2 separate regions of the Homo sapiens genome follow, and region 2 is linked to region 1. A link is an interaction called in ENCODE POLR2A ChIA-PET data of the cell type or tissue named here. Cell type or tissue: PC-9. All regions are shown on one strand. Each heading gives the region's core, and the rest is flanking DNA. Links, peaks and the distances in the headings are about the cores only.

The links. ChIA-PET counts read pairs that join two places held together with the same protein. Peaks named below come from ENCODE experiments on the same cell type or tissue, not always from the same donor. Only the 100,000 strongest peaks of a DNase experiment are listed, where the experiment ranks them.
Region 2: POLR2A ChIA-PET joins it to region 1 with 5 read pairs; 3 of 35 experiments call an interaction of 5 or more read pairs at or near these places.

What each region holds. Positions count from the first base shown.
Region 1 is chr20:19,765,790-19,768,703 of GRCh38, reverse strand. The region is part of intron 1 of RIN2 (Ras and Rab interactor 2); the gene reads right to left. Among named protein-coding and RNA genes, the nearest start is that of RIN2, 9.0 kb to the right of the region's middle. In PC-9, for the core only: no CTCF peak of the experiment used is centred there; a DNase peak (open chromatin) is centred at 1,403; H3K4me3 peaks cover 329 bases; H3K27ac peaks cover 2,500 bases.
Region 2 is chr20:20,075,281-20,078,194 of GRCh38, reverse strand. It overlaps CFAP61 (cilia and flagella associated protein 61), which reads right to left. Exons shown (of 27, transcript NM_015585.4): 6 at 2,580-2,706. Among named protein-coding and RNA genes, the nearest start is that of CFAP61, 24 kb to the right of the region's middle. In PC-9, for the core only: no CTCF peak of the experiment used is centred there; a DNase peak (open chromatin) is centred at 1,624.

The sequences.
Region 1 (2,914 bases), core at 255-2,754:
ACTCCTGCTCCTCATACGATCAGGAGGTCACAAGAAATGACAATGAATTATTCATAACAATCCACTCTGTCTGCCTGTGTGAGGATGAGAACAGGTATCCCACTCTGGCAAATGCTGCCACGCCCTGTCCCTGTGCCTTCAGAGTCCTAAATCATTTTCATGCACATTTGCAAGCCACAGCCAGCACCTGGGTCCCTGTCAGAGGATGCTCTCTATGGGACTCGCTTTGCCCGCATGCAGAGAGAGCTGGAAGCACTTGGGGCAACCCTTAGTCTGACTGATGCAGGGGTAGAGCGTCTCCAGAAAGCTGGCCTCCGATCTGGCTACTCTTGTGGGGCTCCCACTGTTTCCAGAGCATTCCAGTTTGCACCACTGCTCAGCTTCCTTGCCTCTGGCCCCCTTTCCCCACTCTCCTGTTTTCCTGTGAATATTTCTTCATCCATTTTCCATGAATCCTCACCTCGGGGTCTGCTTCTAGGGAACCTGGTCTGAGACCTTCCCTCATCTCCTGTTATAGACAAGGAGCCTGAGATGCTATTTAGATCAAAACATAGGGAGAGACCAGGCAGAACCTGGTTTGTTTCCCTCACAGACTTTCTCCATCGTGACACACAGTCTGGATCATTGGGACATGACGCTCTCCTAAGTTGTCCTCCACTTGTCCTGCAGGTACAGTTCTTGCCTCCCTCCCTGGACTGAAGCCCTCAGAGGGTCTGGGTCACATCCTCCGTCTCTCTCCATGTTTCGCAGGAGACTTGCATTGATTTTTTTTTTTTTTTTTGAGACAGTTTTGCTCTGTTGCCCAGGCTGGAGTGCAGTGGCGTGATCTCGGCTCCCTGCAACCTCTGCCTCTCAGGTTCAAGTGATTCTCCTACCTCAGCCTCCTGAGTAGCTGGGATTATGGGCACCTGCCACCACGCCCAGCTAATTTTTGTATTTTTAGTAGAGACAGGGTTTCGCCATGTTGGCCAGGCTGGTCTCGAACTCCTGACCTCAGGTGATCCACCCGCCTTAGCCCCCACAAAGTCCTGGGATTACAGGAGTGAGCCACCACGCCTGGCCAGGAGCCTCGCATTCTAAGTGGTGCCATAATGAACTCGCAGGAGCTCAGAAAACAGTACCCCAAAATGAGGGCCTCAGAAGCAAAAGTCATTCTCTGACCTCCTGCCCTCTGGTCTCTCAGTCCCATCCTCCCTGAGGCTAGCCAGAGAAACTAGAATTCTCCTTCAAAGTGGGTCATAGGACCCATAACCTCTTTTCCCCAGAGCCAGCCACAAAACCTAAACTTACTGCTGTAACTTTCCCTCCACCATTCTGTGTAAAAACTGGCCATAAAGAAACTGTCTGACCTACTGTGACTAACTATAGGTCATAAGAGCATTCCGGAGAGGGTCAGCTCCATACCTGGAAGAAAGGAATGCTGCTCAGAGAGACCAGGAGGAATCTAGACAGACAGGCCTTGCTGGATCTCCCCAAGCAGTCTGTTCGCACTCAATCAGACTGTTTGTCCAGTCACATTTCTACACGGCTGTCCATATTTGTTGAACCTAAACATAAACACAATTTCCCCTGTATTTTGGGTCTTCATTCTGAAGGCTCCTCTGTAGACACGTTAAGTAAATCTGTATGCCTTTTCCCCAATTAACCTGCCTTTTCTGAGTTGATTTTACAGCAAACCTTCAGCAGGTGAAGGAGAACTTTTCCCTTGGCCCCTACAAACTCCACGTTCCTTCCCTAGGTGCTCCAAGCCTCTCTTGTTTCTCACTCTTTTTTTTCTTTTTTTTTTTTTTCTGAGATGGAGTCTCACGCTATTGCCCAGGCTGGAGTGCAGTGGCGCGATCTCAGCTCACTGCAACCTCCGCCTCCCGGGTTCAAGCAATTCTCTTGCCTCAATCTCCCGAGTAGCAGGTGCGTGCCACAACGCCCAGCTAATTTTTGCATTTGTAGTAGAGATGGGGTTTCACCATATTGGCCAGGGTGGTCTTGAACTCCTGACTTCAAGTGATCTGCCTGCCTCAGCCTCTCAAAGTGCTGGGATTACAGGTGTGAGCCATCACACCCAGCTTATTTCTCACTCTTTGTACTTGCCGCTCCTGCCTGGAACCCACGTGTTATTAGTTAACACTGATGATTCCATCCACCGTAGCTTAGACATCTCTTCCATTGTGAATCCTTTTCTGATGCCCAGGAAAGGATGAAGTACCCCTTCTGTATGCAACCACATTGCCCTTGAATAGAAAGTGGTCTGGGAACCAACCTTGAATCTGCCCTTTCCTAGCCCTGTTCTTTGAAATGACTCTACCTCTGATCCCAACGTCCCATGGAAGCACAGTTTAAAAGAGGGAGAGTGCCTAAGCTGATACTAAAGTGTAGTAGGTTATTTGTATTATTTAGATCATATATGTGGTCTAAGGTCATCCTGTAAACTGTTTAGGGAAAGACATTAGCTGCAAATATTGGGGAAAACTAGGGTATGAGGTGTGCCCAGAGACAGTGTTTGTCATACGAAACACACACCATCTGTTAAGGCAGGAATCCCGGAATACAGAGAGGATGGGTGGGTGCCCCATCCATGACAGATGGCCAGGAGCAGCCTCCCACCATGAGGGAAGGACAGGGAGCTGTCTGACTGTCACTTCAGACATCAGACCTCACAGGACTGAGGGGATAAGAAGCTTTGAAGAAGCCACCCTAATAAAGCGCCTCCGTCAACCTAGGAGGACCATTCTCCCCATCTGTGCCTGGTCCATCCCACTGGCTGTCCCTCCTTCCCTCCCTCCCTCTGTAGCCTCCTTTTCTCACAAGCCATGAAACCTTCCAAAGGGTCTTGCCATCCATGAGGATGAAGTCACCTTCCTTCAACAACATTAGTCTAGCAGAGAGCCAGAGGAATCTCCTAAACCCACCCCATCCC
Region 2 (2,914 bases), core at 291-2,790, 310 kb before region 1:
TACTTTCCCTTTGGAATTTAGGAACATTTGACCAGGATTAACATGAAAACAGAGATCTTAAGAATGACAGAACAGACTCTTTGTAGGAATAAGATACAAACATGACAGCAGGGCAGGCCCTGAAATAAACTGAAGTTTTTTACCCCAAAATATATTTCTTTGACATACTTTGAAATGACCCTGCAAAACTGTCTCTTCGGAGAAAATTCTACATTCTGTGGTGAATCCCCTTCCTTTCCAGGCATTTTTCCTGATCCAAGAGAGAATTAACTAAGAGTCAGGCATATTTTTAAGTCTGATAAAAAAGATTTACAATCTATTCTCTCTGAAGCCTGCTACCTGGAGGCCTCATCTGCACAATAAGAACCTCTGTCTCCACAACCCCTATCTTAACCCAGACACTCCCTCATATTGATTCCAGGTCTTTAGATAAACCCTTTCAATCAACTGCCAATCAGAAAATCTTTGAATCCGCCTATGACCTGGAAGGCTCTTCTCTGCTTTGAGTTGTCCTGTCTTTCCAGACTGAACCAATGCACATCTTACATTTATTGATTTGTGTCTTATATCTCCCTAAAATGTATAAAACCAAGCTGTAGCCCAACCACTTCAGGCACATGTTCTCAGGACCTCCTGGGGCTGTGTCAAAGCCCTGGTCACTTGTATTTGGCTCAGAATAAACCTCTTCAAACATTTTACAGAGTCTGACTCTTGCTGTCAACAACCTGGATCTCTGTGACCTGTCGCTGCTAGAATTCCAGCCTGTGTCATGATCTCCATGATCTTGGTTTCTATCTCTATCTGATTCCTATCTCTGTGGATGCTTTTCACCCATTTTGTATATCACAAAAGTGTAATCAGCAGTACTGTATATGCTTTTCTAAGTCTGCCTTCACTCAGCATAAACCTTCTGAGATTGATTCATGCTACTATATGTAAATGGTTCATTCCACTGAATTGCTGAGTAGCATCCACTGTATGGATGTACCACAGTTTATAAGGGTAAACAACATTAACTGGTGGATGGACATTTAGAGGGGTTTTTTTGGGCGGAGGAGCAGTTGTAATGAAGCTGTCTTCATCTCTGTCTGTGCATCCCGCTTCTCAGCTACCAACATGACAGTTAACTGAAGATGAGTCTCTCCCCACCACTTAACTCTAAGCCCCTTTGTCATAATAATATTTAATATTTATTGGGCCCTTACATGTGGCAGGAAGTGTGCTAAGTGCTTGATGTTCATTAGCTCACAATCATCACAATCTTGTGCTGTAGACAATACGCTTACACCCACTGACAGAGGGAACTTACACCCCCGCAGATGTCACGTTCCTTTTGTAAGTTAACCCACCTCGTGAGCAGGAGAGCCAAGATCAGAATCCAGATCTATCCGATGCCAGCATTACAAACTCTTAACAACGATGCCATACCACTGCTACATGCCTGGTAAATCATAGGCTCTTACTTTTATAAAGTTTTTAAAACTTTTAAAATACTTTTCTAAAGAAAGTCAGCATTCCTCAAACACAGCAATGGCTGATCCCAAAAGATACAATTTATTCTTCACTGATAAGCCAAGCAACCACCTCTGTGAGATGATTTCATAATGCACTCTTATTTCCAAACAGCCACTCTACATTGCTCATGGTTTTGTGAGTCAGAACTCTGGCAGGGCTCAGCTGGGCATCCTCACTTGGGGTCTGTCATGTGGCTGCGATCAGATGTCAGCTGTGCTGTAGATATATGGGGCTCTCCTGGGCTGGGTGTCCACAATGGCTCATTCACACCACAGGCAGTGGAAGCTAACTGTCAGCGGGAGCCCAGCTGGGGCTGTCAACCACCCCTCCCCTTGCGAACATGTGGCTTCTCCAGACTTCTTACATATGGCTGGCTTCCTCCAGAGCAAGCATCCTGAGAGAGCCAGGCAGAAGCTTCCCAGCCTCACAAGTCCCAGAGCATCCCTTTGGCCACGGTCTACTGGTCAAAGCAGTCACAACCCACCCAGCTTCAGGAAGAGAGGACGGAGCGCCCAAGGCTTGAAGAGAGGAGTGGCAAAGTCACATCAAAGAGTAGCCTGCGGGGTGGAAAGTAGTGTGGCAGCCATCTTTGGAAAACACTGCCACAGCCATCTCCCTAAGACTGCTGGACTTGGGGCACCTGATGGTAGAGACCTTCAATTTGGAAAACCCCTCTTTGGGGTCAACAGCATCCTCATTCACTGAATGTCAGAAAATAGGTGGGTTTTACCGAGAAAACTGAATAGGCAGGTTCATTTTTAAGCTTGTTTTATTTGAAAGTTATCTTACTGGTGTGGGACCTAGGATTGTGTGTTTTCAGAAACCCCTAAGGAGTCAATGAATAATGTTATAGCCACATAGAACCAAATGAGTATCATCAGATAGTCCTGCAAATAATGTCATTAAGGGGAACTATAAAGATATCCAAATGAAGTAATGCTTATGAGTATTGTAAAAAATTTTGATCTAAGCTATAGTCACTTAGCATTGGTAGTTTAAAGAGTCTTGGGAAGATGACTGTCCCAGTGAAGCTTAGGTCACACAAGGCATGACTCCAACTGTACCTGGCTTTGCGAACGTGCAGCTGAGGATAGTGGCTGTGCCTGTGACATATATGCACTGCAAAGTCTTCCTCATACGTCAGACACGGGATGTTCCCCACTTGGTCAAAAACAGTTATGAGAGTTGAGCCTAAATCACAGAGATAAAGAAACATGTCCTTATTTATCAAGAAATAAATTTGGGATGTCAGAACAAAATGTAGTTTCCATTCTAAATTGTGCTTAATTGTTCTAATAAAATATGCACATGGTACATTGAGGACCTGGAGACCACTCTTATTTCTCATTCCCCAAAGCACCATTCTGGGAGTGAATTTTCAATGTTTGCTACCGGGGAC